Linked DNA regions of Mus musculus: region 2 is linked to region 1. The links are chromatin loops, found by intact Hi-C in ENCODE. Cell type or tissue: left cerebral cortex. All regions are shown on one strand. Each heading gives the region's core, and the rest is flanking DNA. Links, peaks and the distances in the headings are about the cores only.

Region 1 (8,339 bases), core at 152-8,151:
TACGAAGCCTGATAAACTGAAGTCAACCCCTGGGAATAATATAATGAAAGGAGAGAAGTTGTCTTCTGACCCACACGCATGTGCTCCTCCATGTATGCATGCTTGTACAGACATATGTACATTCATACATATAAAATACTGCAATACTTTGATATGTCATAGGTTGTTATTCTGTGTGTATGTGATCTCATGTGTTTATTTTGTGTGTATATATGTGTTCATATCCTAGTAGTCCTGTGGAGGTAAGAGGAAAACTCTCTGTTTTCTGTCCTCTTATTCTACAAAGTGGATCCCAGGGATCCAACTCAGGTCGTCAGGCTTGCCAGCAAGCATCAGCATTCACTGCCTAAAACATCTCCCTGGGCTAAAGTTATTTTCTTAACGGGTCAGTGTGCAATATTCAGATCCAATCTTCTTGTCAAGATCCAATGTAATCTCTAAAGGGGATTGGCTAATGCCTTTGTTGTGACTGCTGGGAAACTTGGGTTTTCCTACTGCCAGGATCCTCCTTTCTTTGCTCTGCCCCCAACCTGTGAGTCTGAGAGCTGCCTATTTAATCCTGTGAACTATGATCTCTGCTTTGGAGCTGTGCTCCTGAAGAGCCACCTGCAGCACCCTTCATGCTTTCCCAAGCCTTATGGAGTATTCCAGCCTCTCGCTCCAGCAAATAAATAATAAACACACTTTATCTGAATGAGAAAGTATTGACATTAAATAAAAAGACAAGATTTTTCTTTCCAACTTAAAACTTTCAAATGCTTAAATTGGAAAATTGGTATAAAACACATAGTTTTATACCATATTTAGGAAATATACCAATTTAGAAAATATACATTTTCCCTAAATATACATTTAGGAAAAAATGTGTGGCTAGTAATGTAGCTCAGTTGGTAGAGTGTTTGTTTATCATGCACAGAGCCCAGAATTTGACTCTTAGCACTGCATAAAACAGTGTGAGAGTCCTTATCTGTAATACCAGCATCTGTGATGGAGAGGCAGAAGGATTAGAAGTTCAAGGTTTTCACCAGCTACGTAGAAAGTTCAAAGTCACCTTGGGCTATGGAAGTCCCTATCTTAAAATAAATAAATACACTAACTTCTGGAGAAAAAAAAATGTCTCAGAGAGTAAATGAACTTTTCATGAAGCCTGACCACTTGACTTTGATCCTTAGGACTCACATGGTAGAGGATAAAAACTGACTCCAAGTTGTCTTCTGACTTTTCATACACATGCTGTAGCAAAGTGGGGCAGAAGGCCTGGATTTAATTCATAGCACCCACCTGGTGGCCTACAATAGTCTCTGTCTCTAACTCCATTTCCAGGGATTTGATCACCGGGCACCGAACATGCATGTTGTACATTGATATACATACAGAAAACGCATTCATACATATAAAATAAAAATCTTAAAAGATGTCCCTTGCTTTAAATAAAAGAGACCCGAAGGAGAATGCTCTGTGTTTAGAAGTCAGAATTAGGGGATCCCCAGGGCAAGCTGCTGAGATGAGCTGTATTTGTGAGCTCTGAATTTGACATAGAGAGCCTGCCTCAATGAATACGGTAGAAGAACAATAGAGGGTAGTGCTTGCCATCAGCCTCCAGATTCTGCATGAGCATACGCACAGGCAACAACATTCATAAGACATGCATGAACATGAGCATACGCACAGGCAACAACATTCATAAGACATGCATGAACATGAGCATACGCACAGGCAACAACATTCATAAGACATGCATGAACATGAGCATACGCACAGGCAACAACATTCATAAGACATGCGTGAACATGAGCATACGCACAGGCAACAACATTCGTAAGACATGCATGAACATGTAGATAGAAGTCAAGAAGGAAGGGAAACACGCGGAGGAAGCTGGTGACAAAGCAGCTAAAAGGGAGACACTGCAGTGGGTCCAAGCAAAATATAAGACAAATTTAGATAAGAACAACAAAAAGAAACCTGGCCTTTCATCCAACTGACATATGCTAGTAAGGAAGTAGTGCATAGATGTCTGCAACAAGATGAGAGCAACAGAACTGGCTCATATGACTAAGGTTATGACACTGATCTAGTGTTCACTACATCCACAGATGTTGGAGTCCAGAAAAAACCTTCAAGTGGATAAGTAGTGTATCAATTTTTTTTCAAGAGACTTGGCTGAGGCCAAGGTAAACAGAAAATATAAAATTGCAGCATGTGCTGAGACAAACAAAAAACAAAAACCCAACAACAACTTTATTTTAGATTATATTCATTTACTATTATTATGGGGGGGGCACTTGAGTGTTCACAGGTGTTGGGTGATTCTCTGTTGTTTCCTATCTGGCTGTAAGATTTCTGAATTTTAGTTGTGAGATATCACATTTGGCTTTTTAATATGTGTTCTGAAGACTCAGCATTTTGCACTTGCATGGAAAATGCTTTTTATCTGTTAAATCTTCTTACTAGCCCTTAACTGATGAATTCATTTAAAATTTAAAGTACACTAAAAAATCTTTTAATTATGTGTATATGTGGGACTATATCCATGGTTATACTTGCAAAGCCATCTTACCAAATGGCACTTGACGCCCAGGGGCTGATGGAAGTGGCAGATTCTGAACCACAGGGGTTGGAGACACGTGATACAAATGCTGGGTCCTGAGTTTCAAGGCTATGTAGGAATTTCACATATGACTTTTAGGTTCTGTGTGAGTTAGAACTCTCTGAAGCAGAGAAGAGCAGTAGTTGTCCCCATGACTTCCTGATGAGAATAAAGACTTCATGTCTCAAGAATTGTGTTCCCTTATCCCACTGGCTTAAACAAGTGACAGACTAATCTCTAAATAACCTACTTGACATCCACCTATCGCTCCATTCACTCATTTAACAAATATCTTCCTGATCCCTGCTCGGAACCACACCCATGTTGAGTGATACTCAGGACTAAGGGGTGACTCAGAGGCAGGCTATTCCCTCAAAGAGTGCTCTATCAGACACAATGGAATCCAGTTGCATCTAAGCCAGGACAAGGGACCAGCAGGACTATGGATGGGATACAACAATTCAGGACACCTAGTCTATGTGTAGAAACTGAGAAACGGTACTTTTAAAGCACCTGTGAATCTACGCACAGAAGTAAAAATGTAACAAGTGCCAGCATATTTTCATAGATACAGCATAAGTCCTTTGGGCTTCTACCTATTGAGAACACCAAGCCCTAGTGAGCTGAGGTTTTAGCTCACTGGTAGAGTCCTCAGGGTTTGTCATACACGAGGCCCTGACTTTGACTCCAGGTTCATGGCAGAACCTGGTTCCCTAATTTTTACATGGAGACTAATATCTATTTCAGACAATAAGATTTGTGTTAAATAATAGTCTCTATAGCACTGATTCTCAATCTTCCTAATGCAATCTTCCTAATCTTTTCATTCAGTTAATGTTGTGGTGACTCCCAACCATAAAAACAATTTTTATTGCTACTTACTAATTGAAATTTTGCTACCATTATGAACTGTGAGGTAAATATGTGATGTGCAGGATGGTCATAGATGACCTCTGTGAAAGGATCATTCAATCTCCATAGGGGTTACAACCCATAGGTTGTGAGCCTTTATAGAGACTACGAAACCTGGGAAATGTTCTTGTTTTCTTTCAACAGAGTATGTACAGTGATTGCCAATCCCATCTGCAGTATTCCCTCTTCTTGGTGGGGAAATGAGATATGCTCCAACATCTTTATCTGAAACCGTTAGTACTGAACCTCATATAGAATATACCTAGTCTTTTATCACGTATGTTCATGATAAAGTTTAATTTACAGTTTAGGAATAGTAAGAAAGAAAACCCTAAGAATCTTAAGTAGGAGAGTTGTGGTAAAGGCCAGTCTAGACTACCTAGTGAGACTTTAAATAAATAAAATAGAAATAAATAAATCAAGTACTGCTCAGTGCTTAAGAACATGCATTGCTCTTGAAGATGACTGATGCTGAGTTCTCAGTACCCATGCTGAGTGATTTGCAGCTGCCTAACTCCAGGTTCCAGATAGTTGATGTCTTCCCTCTCCTTGTCTCTGTGGGCACCTTTACTCATATGCATCTTTGTCAAAGTGAGTTTCAGGCCATAGTGAGATCCTATCTAAAACAAAACAACAACCAACCAACCAACCAAACAACAACAATAATAAAAACAAGCCCAACAACTATTATGAGGGGATAGGAGAGCAGAAATCTTGCCTAGCATGTTTTTACCAACTGTACTAAATTGCCTCTGAATATATATATGAATATTTGAATAGACATACATGTTTTTAAAAGACCCTGTCTCTTATTTCACTTCATAAGTTATGGATAAATAAAATGGTAAGTAGTCACTTAAATGAATGAATATAAGGCAACTTTGGAGTACTTCATTTAAAAAGGTGAAAATAAAAGTGACCCTACCCGGGGAGAAAAATGGTAGTGCAGCATATGCTCAAAGCCATACACAATTTCCTATCTACCCACTAATGTCCTTAGGTTGTGATAGGTTGCCCACAGTATTCACCTTTATATTCTCTGGTCTCTTCTCTCTTTCCACCGTTTCAGAATCCCGCTTTCTGCTTGTCTCTTTTCCTTTTCTCCCTAAGTACCCACAAACCCTTACATTCTCCTCTCTATTCCTTCCTCCTTGGTCTTAGCCACTGCCAAGGAGAGAGGAGGACTCCTCAGAATCCACAATCTTTCTTTCCAGATCACCCAAATCCCCTGAGAGATCTGACAGTCAGATCTGCGCCCAACTCCTCCTCTTTTCTCAAAAGGCTCTTAGGCACATAGTTAGCTTCAAGCAACTTCATTCTGAGCTTGGCCTTGAACACGTTCGGGACTGCCCGCCCACTCACCCTAGTCTGGGTTGAGCTTCCGGTCTCTTGGTCCCTAATCACAGTGGACCTCTTTGTTATCCTCTGCTATCACCTTAGATCCTGCCTTTGGGCTTTTGCCTAAACTGTGCCCTTGGATAGGACCTCCCTTACTGCTTGCTACCTTCAACAACTGGATCTAACTTTTTTTTTTTTTTTAAGGTCGCACCAGCAACCACGCCTTCTTGGCGGATCGTCTGCAGACTGCTGTAGGGTGGGTTTCTATCTGCCGTTCCACCCATCCCCTCTCTTCTTGGTCTTTGGTCTCGACACCCCCACCCCCGCACCTCAGGCACCCTCCACCACCCCGGACAGTCTGCGGCTGGGTCTGATTCCTCCATCAGACCGTGAGCTCCGTGTGCAAGGGCAGATATGGGGGTCTGATTCACCTTTGAGTTCCAGTGCAGAGGAGGGGAGGAACACTGCGCAGGAGGGGGGGGGGGCGGCGACGCGGCGAAAGGGGTGGGTGGAAATGCAGCCCCTGGTTGGAGAAGGTGCAGAGTGGGAGAAGAGAGGGAGAACACACCCATCCAGAAAGGGAGAAAAACGGAAAGAAAATGCAAGAACCTTCGCTAGCAAAATGGTTGAAGATGCAGACAGTGAAAGGCTGAAAGGGCAGATAGAAGGAAAACCAGAAAAAAGAATGACATAGGGGTGGCAGACAAGAGGGAGGAGGCTTAGAGTCTGGAAGGGGGGAGAGATGAAGGGAATCGAAGGGTAGAAAGCTACTGAGACTGAACGGACACTATCGGAGGAGGAGGAGGGAAGGAGGGAGTCTGCCTCCACTGCCTCCCGGCCTCTCTTTTGTCCCTTCCCTTCTCCCTGCGTCATGTTCCCCTAGCCCGGCCTCCCCTCCCGCTCCCTCCTCCACCCTGCTCCTCCTCCCTAGGGCTGGATGGAATTTTTTCCCCTGGACTCGGGCCAGCTTCGGGGCAGGGGGGTGGGAGGAAGCCAGGCCGGACTGGGCTGGGCGGTGGGGAGGGGCCGGGCAGGGGCCCCCTGGGGAGGGGGCCGGTCCGAGGCCACGCTGCCCGCGGGGTCTAGGGCGGGGGAGCCCGGGCGCTCAGTGCCGGGAGGAGGCACCGGCCGGAGGCAGCGGGCGACCGGGGGCGGAGGATGGCGGGGCTGGCGGGAGGAAGAAGAGGGGCCGCGGGCGGCTGAGGAGGGAGAGGATGGAGAAGCTGGGGCTGGGGCTGGAGGAGGACACTGGGTCTCAGCGACGCTGGAGCTGCGGAGCGGTGAGTCTGCGGAACCGGAGGGGGATGGGACCTGGGCCGGACTCCAGGGTCCCCAAGGGAGGAGGCAGCTAGCCTGGGCCTGGAATTCTGGCTTCTGGCTTGGATAGCGAAGTGGTGGTGGTGGTTGTGGTGGCGTGTGTGTGTGTGTGTGTGTGTGTGTGTGTGTGTGTGTGTGTGTGTGTGAGGGGGGTGGTGGTGGTGGTGGTTGGGAGGGAGGGTGGAGAGCTGGGAACCCAGACTTCTGAATCTTTGTTGGAAGGAGCTAGAGACTAGATTCTAGGGTCCCCGGGTTTCAGAAGCTAGAAGGATCTCTTAGATTCTAGAGGGAGGCTGCAGGATCCCAAAGTGTAAGGGACCAGATGCTAGAGACCGCAGGGGAGGTGGAAGAAAACTGTCTGGCTTTGGAGGTGCCTCCAGCGCCCTAAGGGTTAACGTCTGGCTGGAAGGGAGGGGGAGGGGCAGAGATGGGGCTGCGGGGCTTTGCGGGGTCAAGGGTGAGCCGTGTGAGTGGGAGGGTGCCAGGAGGGGGAGGTTGTCTGGGCTGCCAGACAGACCCGGGTCAGCGCCTGGGGCAGGGGCTGTCTGGTAGTAGAGAGGCCCAGCGTCCAGGTTGCTCTGAGGACCGGGGATTCCGGGTCTCAGCTTCCTCTTCCCTCAGGGTCTATCTTCCAAGCCGTTGCCCAGATTCCACAAGCCAAAGCCCTGGTTGCGGTCTGCCCAGGACCCAGGTGTCTGGGTCACCCATTTCCTTCTTGCCTCTGACTAAGGAGTCCACTCTCCAGCCATCACCTCCTGCACATAAGCATAGGCCAACCCCAATCCCCTCCTCCTTCAGAACCCAAGAGTCAGGGCCCCAGACATTTTTCTTCTTCTCTGCCTGGACTGGGGCATAGGTGGGGGGCTCCTTCCTGAGAACCAGGTTTCCCCCACCCCTTTTAGCCCCAGCTGGAGTCCAGCCCTCCAGGGGTTAAGGGGGCGGGACCAGTTGGTTGCTATGGTGCCAGACTGTTTGGGTCTGCTCTCTGACCCTTGGGGGCTCCCTAGGGTCTGCAAAGAGGGGGAGGGGACCCATGCCCAGGGAGAAGTCGAGCGCCTACCCCTTCCTCAAAGCAAGCCTGTGAACCCAAGGGAGATGCACCCAAGCCTGGGGCAGTGACCTTGAACCAGTTCGGAACCTTCTCTGTGAGCCTCAGTTGGCCCTCTGAAGAGAAACTTGCAGGGTGTGTGGAGAGATGTTCAGGGCTGGAGAATCTTAAAGATTCTCCCTTCCCTGCTTTCCCTCACCGCCCCCCCCCCCTCAGGCCCCAGGCAGCCCCGGGGCATGCTGGGAACCCAGGCCTGGGCTCTGAGCCAGGTTGGTTGGGGGGGGGTGGGGGGGCTCCTCCCTTCCCCTTCCTCCCCACCTTGGCCTGACTCTCGCCCCCGCCTGAGGGTCTGGGAGGTTGGGAAGGAGGGAAAGGAGGACTTGAGCTCAGGCCGAAGACTGGTCTCAGGTCCCCCGCCTCCTCTTTTGCTTCTCCGCCCTCTTCCCGCCTCTCCTCCCCCTCCTCAGCAGGTCGCTACCCCGGCCCAGGGCCCCTTCTCAACCCACCCCCACTCCATCCCCACTCCACCCCCATTTCCAGACCTGGCTCCGAGCAGCAAGGGGGAGGGAGAGAGAGAAGAGAGAGAGGGAAGGAGAAAGGGAGAAGAATGGGGGGAGGGGATGGAGAAGAGGGAAGGAGAAAAGAGAGAGAGAAAGGGAGAGACCCCGGGAGGAGACTGGAAGATGGGAGGAGGGTAGAAGCTAGACTAAATAAAAAAGCAGGGAGGAGAAAAAGAGAGGGAGATAGGAATCCAGAGAAAAAGAGAGACAAAGCCAGGGAAGGAAATGAAAGAAGATTGTGAAAAAGAGGAAGAGACTTGAGAAGTAGATATAGAAGATAGGAGGTGAGGAAGAGAGGTGAATGTAAAGAGGGTCAGCTAGAACAGAGACAGCGGGAGGAGCAGGCATTCAGATATGGGCGAAGAGGAAAACCTCATCAGGGATGATACAAACAGAGAAAGAAAGGGAGAATAAGAAAAGAGCAAGGTAAGAAAAAATGGGTGGAGAGAAAGAAACAAGAAGACGGACATGGAACCTGGGAGCCCCAGAAGACCAGTTCTGTGCTCAGAGCCTCAGGGTGGGTGCAGGTCCTAGGGCTCCTCCCACCTGCCGACAACTGACTTTGGTCTAGTGG
Region 2 (8,339 bases), core at 200-8,199, 58 kb before region 1:
ACCTGTGATTCTGGGCATGTTAGAGCACCTGGGAGCTGATCTTTCTATGGGTGTTGTAGGACTGGGTGTGGAACCAGTGCCCAAGGTCTGTTCAGGGCACAGGCTCAGACCAGAAGGTGATTTCTTAATTGTTAATGATGATTCTATAAGAATCCCTAAAATTATACTAGTAATTATTAAGCCCTTTATAATAAGACTGCTATTAAAACCCCTAAACTGCAATTAGATCTCTGCCAGTATTTAAGTGTCACAAGTTAATTGCTTCTGAGATAAAAACAAAACAAAACAAAGCAAAACAAAACAAAACCAGACATTTACAACTTAGAACACATTCCAAGAGGTTGTAAAACAATTAACCAGAGGTCATAAAAAGGAACTGAATGATTTATTGTAGATACTAGGACAAAAGATAACATTTTGACTGAGTTTATCTACTCAAAACATCTGTGATAACTTAGTCACAAGAATTATGGTTTTTAACTCTCAATGAATCTGTAGAGCTATTGACAGATAATGGATGTTAGCTAGATAACTAGTCTTAGTGGGAAAATATGTAAATGTCTCCATTGTAAGTTACTTATTCCATTTAAGGTTTGAATTGAGTGTAAATTTTTGTTTGAAAAATTATGCTTAGAAAATTCCTAGAAAAGGTACAAAAAACTAAAAAAGCTTATATTGCATGGCATTATTATGTCAGAACAGGAAGAGAGTGCAACATTAGGAAGAGGAAGGACAAGAACAATAGAATAAAATAACATAGAAATGAAAAGAGAATTTAGAAATTAAGAGAGCACTAGGCAAAATGCAGAGAGAATGAGGGACAAAGAAGCTATAGAGAAAGCAGGAAAAGCAGGCAGGCTTCTCCTTGCCATGGATGGAACAGGTCTTTTCTTAACAGCAAGGTAGGCTTCTTAGTCTTACTAAAGAGGACAAAGTTTTTTTCTTACAGACTTGACATTAATTCATTTAGCTATAAAAGGGTAGAAGTGTTTTCTTTCTCTGTGCAATAAAGATTTTTCATCCAGAATGAATGTGTTCTTTCTGCACTGGCACTTGGTCTTTTGCTCTATCATAGGCATATGTAACAATGGATATGTGCATGTAAGTATGAAATTATGAGATAAATATGTAGCTAAGCCCAAATGAAATGCATGAAGATGTATGAATATGTGGGCATGAATTGTATATAAATATATGTGAATTTATTCATATTTGCCTGTGTAAAAGTTTTTTTTTCTTCTCCAGGTTCAATAAACGTTTATTGCTCCAAATCTTCCTCCCATCTGACAAGGGAGAGGTAAGGCTACTGGGCAAGAGAGAAAAAAGGTCTAGCAATTAATCCTTTACTTAACGTTTTATGATGAGGTGCTAAATGCTAGAGACTCTGCAGTTTCTGCCTCAGTGGAGCTCAAAGAGGCAGGCCAACTACCACTGCAAAGTAACATAGAATCAAGATAAGTAAATGTTATTATAATAAAAAAGAACCCTAATTTTTCAAAAGGCTGAGTCTTGCCCCCACCAACATTCCTTCCCCTAACCTACTGTCAAGAGAGAACCAGAGCTTTGAAGCTTGTCTCTGGCAGAGAGATGCATGGCAAAGACTTATGCTGGTGTCCTGGCTGGTTCTGGTCACTCCCAGTGACTCATCCTGATTCAGCAGAGACCTGGCTGTTGCTACTGGATCATGCCACCACTGCTGATTCATGTGTGGTATCCTGACACTACTGAACTGGACTGCTGGCATCCTGAGAACAGAGATTGGAATCTCCCCCCAAAGAATTACTTCTAAGCAGGTTCACATTCCCTTGTCCTATTTATCATCTTTTCTCTCCGACTTTTGGATGATAGGCTAGAGGAAAGAAAGGTTGAAAACCCTTGTTAAAGTAAATTTTGCAAAAATCTAAGCCTACAAGTTTGTAACTATGTTTAAGCATAAATAGACCTATATTCATGAAAGAGTTTGTTCAAAAATAAGCTATACATGTAGTCATGTACTTATAGAACTCTCAAACCATCCACTAACTATAAAGAAACATTATTCAAGATACAAATCACTATAGGAATCTTAATTAGAGACATAAGCATTTCTGTCAAGAAATGATCATTCATCAACAGCCACAGTCAAAACTGCTACACTATTGTCATTTGTATTTCTGTGAAATATAATATTGCCTTTTACATGAAATGATTATGATTTATGTAACCATTATTGTCTTGCCAGTGTTTTATCTTTTTGAAGAGTGAACAATAAAGATTGTTTTAAGCTTCAAATCAATCCCTTCTTTGTCTCAATCCACACTAAATATCTTTTTCAAGCCTTTGTTCATTTCCTGATGCCTTGCAGTGGCAAGGCTCCATTTTATATGGTAATTGCATCATGGAGGTTACGTATTTCCATGAATGATAGCGTTAGTAAAACACATCATTAAAATAAAGGTAGATTTCATTAGAAAACCTAACAGAGGCAATCAGTAAATATGTAGGGAAATATTCTCAAGTTAAACAAGAGTATTCTTTAAATATTTGAATTAAATAATGTTCTTATGTTCTTATTAATGTCAAAACTTGTCAATGTTTTATATGCTAATAAATCTCACAGAAGATTCTCCATAATACAGTTTTATAGAACAAAGTCAACATGAACAATCATCAGTAAGATGTAACATAGCCTTAGAATATTGGTAAGTAAATTTAAACCAAATAGTCTAACAACTTAGAATGAGTGAATCTTCAAAGTTGGCAAAATGGCACTTCAGGTAACCTAAGAAATGGCTTTATTTCAAATGCTGCACTCTCTTTTAAACTTACTCCTTATCTAATATCATAGAACACACTGAAGTGATTTTAGTAATGAGTCAAGAGTCCCTGTGGGCCCAGGTGGTACCTGAAACTAGAATAAAATTTGTATTTATTATTTAAATGAAAAAAACACTCAAATAACTTAAACTTTGAGATATGTTCATAATCCAGGCTGCATTTACTCTTTGAAGTGTATAAATTATACAAGAATATATTTTGTTTTAGAGGGAAGTTTTGATTTATTTTGCTAATTTTTAGGAAAAGGTCTGATAGTTGTCAGTATATATGAAAAAAACTTGTACTATAAAGCACACTTTCCATTAGTGTAAACCACAAAAAAAAAAAAAACCCTCAAAGAGTAAGCTACATATCACTGAAAGATTATTTAAACAAAGAGCTTCAGACAAATAAGTGTGTGGGGTGCTGTTTATATGTACGTGCATATTCTTATATCATGCTAAAAGAAATATATAAGCAAATCACCTAAATTCCCAAGACATGGAGGGAATCAACTAAAAAGAAGAAATACTTATTTTGCCCTGTGTATCAGTTAATGGCCACTTACTTCCCTTGCTATAAATCTGACTTGGTTCACAATTCAATGGTGGTATGTGCATGTGAAGAAAGAGGCCAGTCTTCTCATAAAAGTATTATGACAAGGTAAGCAACAGTCCATCTTCCTGAAACCAGTTTATATTTAGCTAGAATTTGATCTCCTTAATGGAGAATCCCATGGATATTTACCAAACTCTATTCTTGGCACCCTAAGTCAGTCTGTCTTAGTTAACACAGCTATTTTTAAATTATCTGCTCGTGCAAAACCACTCTTCAGGTAATCAGTTATCTTATCATCTTTCAAATTGATTGCTCATATGAAGTTCCTCCCCTCTCTGAAGCTGCTGATCAAGATGCCAGGACATGATTTCTGCTTTCAAACACACTGTGTTCTGAACACACAGACTACACCTCAAACCATGACTAACTGGGTGTAGTCCTAGACTACTATAATAAAGACTTTCAATTGACTAAAAACTGTGTCAGAGTGGTCATCTCTGGTGCGCTACACATAACAGTATGACTGTTACTTCATCATTTATTTTATGGTTAGTGCCTATTAGCTGTCAATATCTCAGAAATCCACAAGATGGCGCTAGATCCCAAATTCTGGAGATAGAAGCTAATGTAAGCCACCTAATATGAATGCTAGGAATCAGACTTGGGTCATCTGTGAAGCAGGAAGTGTTCTTAAATGCTCTGACAGTTTTGCAGCTCCATAAATATGGAATTTTTAAAAACACAGACACATGTACACACAGACCACCACCACCATCACGACCAAAAAAAGAAAAAAAAAAGGTTCTTGTGAGTACAGACAGCCTCCAATCAATACTGGCTTATTTACATCCTCATTATACTTGGGAGAAATAATAAAAGAGTTAATTTCCAAAATGTATGAAATGTATTTTCATGGTTAGGGCATGTGATACACACAGACTCTATTTCAATTGATGGCAAATTGGACTGGATCTTTAAACAGACTTTTTATTTCATGTAAAATATGAAGAGTGTTAATTCCTACCCACCCCACCCCCCAAAAAAGAGTCCAGGGGCCTCTTTGTAGATGAAAGCCACATAGTCTGTGTAGATCAACAGCAGTTTCTCTGCCTCTTGGAAATGAGGAATCTAAAGACACACACGAAGGGAGCAGCATGCAATTCCTTTCCTTGAATATTTGTAACGAAGAAAAGGCAAGAGAGTGAGAAAACACCTGATCCCTTAGATACTAGATCAAGTCTTTGTATGAACTACAAACTTCAGTGCATGTTAGCCACGACAACCTTGCAACATTTCCTAAAACTGCTCCTGTGCTTCTGGTTGTATAGTATGGATATGCAGTGTGGCTTGCCCTGTTTCTCAACTATGAAGCATTCATATGATAGAAATCATGCATAGCCTTCTTGTTTTGGTGATATTCTATATCTGTTTTCATAGTGGGAGCTGAAGGTGACTTGAATGTTTTAGATATGCAGGATGGTTTTAACTTCATCTTTCCCGTGCTATTATTCATGAGTGACTGAAATTCTCCTGACAATATCGTTGTCTAAGACTGTACTATACGAACACTTTTTTACTTTGAGTTTCCAAGCACTACTTTGTATAAGAGTTCTAGCATCTCAGTTATGTCTCTTACACATTTGTGATTTATTGGTGCACAGTAAGAATTAAGGTTCTAGTGTAACTCTTTCTGGTAGCTATCCATTGTTCTAAGTATCATAGTAAAGAAGCCTTTCTCTGAACAATGAAGCTTTTTAAATCTGGCTAAAATCTTGAGATTCTTGCTCCATGGCTTCAAACCTGAGTCCTGTGCTCTCTTTGACAGCTTTTTGACAGCACTGGGTTGGCTTTTCTTTATAGCAGTGAAGTATGTGAGGCCACCATAAATTGTAGTATCTGCAGTTCTCAGATTCTTATATTGATTACTGCATCCACCTGGAAAACATTGATCTTCCATGTGAATGTAGCATTTCTGTCACATTTATCTTTGTAGTGTCGCATTGTAGTTTTTCCCAGGCGCTGTATTCAGTAAATAGATTTTTTTTTCATGTTATCCCTCTGCTATCTGCCTCAACTCTATAAAGTGTATTAGTTCAGGATTCTGTGGTCCCACAGAGACATGTATGTTTGATATAAGTCCTCCTCAGTCAGGTTAGGTCTCTGGCATTAAACCTGATAGTGACTGCAAGAGAAGTGATGCTTTGTTCAGACCCAGGGTGCCTGCTTGCGAAAATTCAGTGAGTTTTCAGTGCATCCTGCAGCTGCAGAGGTGAAACAGTAAATTCAGAGTAGATTCTACCATGTAATATAAATTCAGACGTGATCTGGTGACCAGCTTACCTAGTACACTGCACCTCTAAATATGAAGTACCACAACATGCAGCAGAAGTCAGAACACTGAATTCTCATGTAGCTTACATAGCCACTAGCTAGACGGCAGATGAGTCTGCACTCTCCACGTCTTCTTTGATATACAGCATAGAGACCATGTGCTATGAGAGCTGACTATCCAATCTGATGTAATTTGCTAAGCAATCACAGTCAATAGACTTTCAATATATAAGTGTTTGCTTTGCTCACATAAAACAAAGTAGACATAGTTTCCTGAAACTGTCCCCGGAGTGGTTTATATCTGCATTGTTTATGGACCCATGGGCATAGCTATCTTTTTGGAGGACACCACTGTTTGGATGCCACTGCCATATATCTAATATGGATGAAATCCAGATATCTGATCTGTCTTATTAAGTAGCTGTTATTTTATGTTAAATAAGTTACTGTAATAAAATATTTGAACTTACATGTATGTATTATTTGCTCACTATAAGCAAAGAGAATCATAAAGTGTTACATAGGCTGCCAGCCTTAGTTCTTGCACTACACCTACATGGATTGCTCCCATGTGACTGTATTGAACTTTACAAACCATTTGTTATTTCCTTCCTACTTCCCTGGGCACAATTTTTTCTTTCCAGGATGATGAGCAACTGAATTATTTATTTTCAGGATAAAAACTTTTATGATAAATAAGCTGCTTCCACAGAATTCTATGTGAAAACTATATTTGATTTATACTGTTATTTCTGAAATGTGTAAGGACAACTTTCTTATATTTTCAGACATTATATTGTAATTTATATTTTGAAATCGGGTAATTAGTTTTTTTTTCTTTTTTGTACTTCTAAATAGTTGTTCTTTTTTTTTATTTTTTATTAGGTATTTAGCTCATTTACATTTCCAATGCTATACCAAAAGTCCCCCATACCCACCCACCCCCACTCCCCTACCCACCCACTCCCCCTTTTTGGCCCTGGCATTCCCCTGTACTGGGGCATATAAAATTTGCGTGTCCAATGGGCCTCTCTTTCCAGTGATGGCCGACTAGGCCATCTTTTGATACATATGCAGCTAGAGTCAAGAGCTCCGGGGTACTGGTTAGTTCATAATGTTGTTCCACCTATAGGGTTGCAGATCCCTTTAGCTCCTTGGGTACTTTCTCTAGCTCCTCCATTGGGAGCCCTGTGATCCATCCATTAGCTGACTGTGAGCATCCACTTCTGTGTTTGCTAGGCCCCGGCATAGTCTCACAAGAGACAGCTACATCTGGGTCCTTTCGATAAAATCTTGCTAGTGTATGCAATGGTGTCAGCGTTTGGATGCTGATTATGGGGTGGATCCCTGGATATGACAGTCTCTACATGGTCCATCCTTTCATCTCAGCTCCAAACTTTGTCTCTGTAACTCCTTCCAAGGGTGTTTTGTTCCCACTTCTAAGGAGGGGCATAGTGTCCACACTTCAGTCTTCATTTTTCTTGAGTTTCATGTGTTTAGGAAATTGTATCTTATATCTTGGGTATACTAGGTTTTGGGCTAATATCCACTTATCAGTGAGTACATATTGTGTGAGTTCCTTTGTGAATGTGTTACCTCACTCAGGATGATGCCCTCCAGGTCCATCCATTTGCCTAGGAATTTCATAAATTCATTCTTTTTAATAGCTGAGTAGTACTCCATTGTGTAGATGTACCACATTTTCTGTATCCATTCCTCTGTTGAGGGGCATCTGGGTTCTTTCCAGCTTCTGGCTATTATAAATAGGGCTGCTATGAACATAGTGGAGCTGGGTAATTAGTTATTAATCAGAATCTCTTGTTTTCTTGGGATTATTTTCAAGTTCTATATTTATTTTCTTTATTGTAGACTCTTATGAAAGCTGATTGTTTTAAAGAATAATATATTCCACAGTGGTAGCCAAGGGGGCCTTCCCTGTCTCTGAGGAGAATGGGAAGTGGTAAGAGGAAAGGAATTTGTAAGGATGGGACTTGCAGGAGAGAAGAGAGGTGGGCTGTGATCAAGATGTAAAGTGAATAAATAAATTAATTAATGGAAAAAGAATGTTCTGTTCTTACTAAACCAGTGAGAATTATACACAGCATATTTTACTCATATACATGTATTCCTCTCTTCAGTATATTAATTACTATGACAAATAGTGCTGTATGCCTTTATGAAGAAATAAAATATTAATGATACTTGTATTTTCTTGACAAATAAATTATTTTAAATACTATATGGAAAATGTATTTATTCCGCTTAAAATATTAAGATATAAAATTTGTAAGGAAATTAACTTCATTGTAAATGTTTTTTATAAAATAAGTAAGCTATATTTATAAAAATGAATAACTATTTTCACTATCCTATATGGATCCTTAACTTTCATGTTTATCTATATGTGAAGATGAAGGAATATCTCTCTACAGTTTATAACATTAAAGTGATCTGTTACATAGGTAGAAGAGTCTTCAAAGAGTGAAATGCGATAGAATGGGATAGGAAAGCAGAAGGGGCTAAGAAATTAGAGGAAATCATAAAAGATGATATGTTCCAGAAGAGAAGGAGAACATACAAACATGAGTAACCAGTAAGATACACTAGCTAGGAAAATGCCACTATAAAATACTTGACAATGTGTTCTAGCTAGA

What was found. Peaks named below come from ENCODE experiments on the same cell type or tissue, not always from the same donor. Only the 100,000 strongest peaks of a DNase experiment are listed, where the experiment ranks them.
Region 2: a loop joins it to region 1, with 2.5 times the contacts of the local background. A loop is called at or near these places in 13 of 42 quality-filtered maps.

What each region holds. Positions count from the first base shown.
Region 1 is chr17:17,821,208-17,829,546 of GRCm38, forward strand. It overlaps a transcript of Spaca6 not described here. Among named protein-coding and RNA genes, the nearest start is that of Mir99b, 4.8 kb to the right of the region's middle. In left cerebral cortex, for the core only: no CTCF peak of the experiment used is centred there; DNase peaks (open chromatin) are centred at 4,936, 5,722, 6,128, 6,512 and 5 more places; H3K4me3 peaks cover 3,584 bases; H3K27ac peaks cover 3,589 bases.
Region 2 is chr17:17,762,746-17,771,084 of GRCm38, forward strand. No RefSeq gene overlaps it. Among named protein-coding and RNA genes, the nearest start is that of Vmn2r90, 63 kb to the left of the region's middle. In left cerebral cortex, for the core only: a CTCF peak has its summit at 3,931 (motif pointing right); a DNase peak (open chromatin) is centred at 3,951.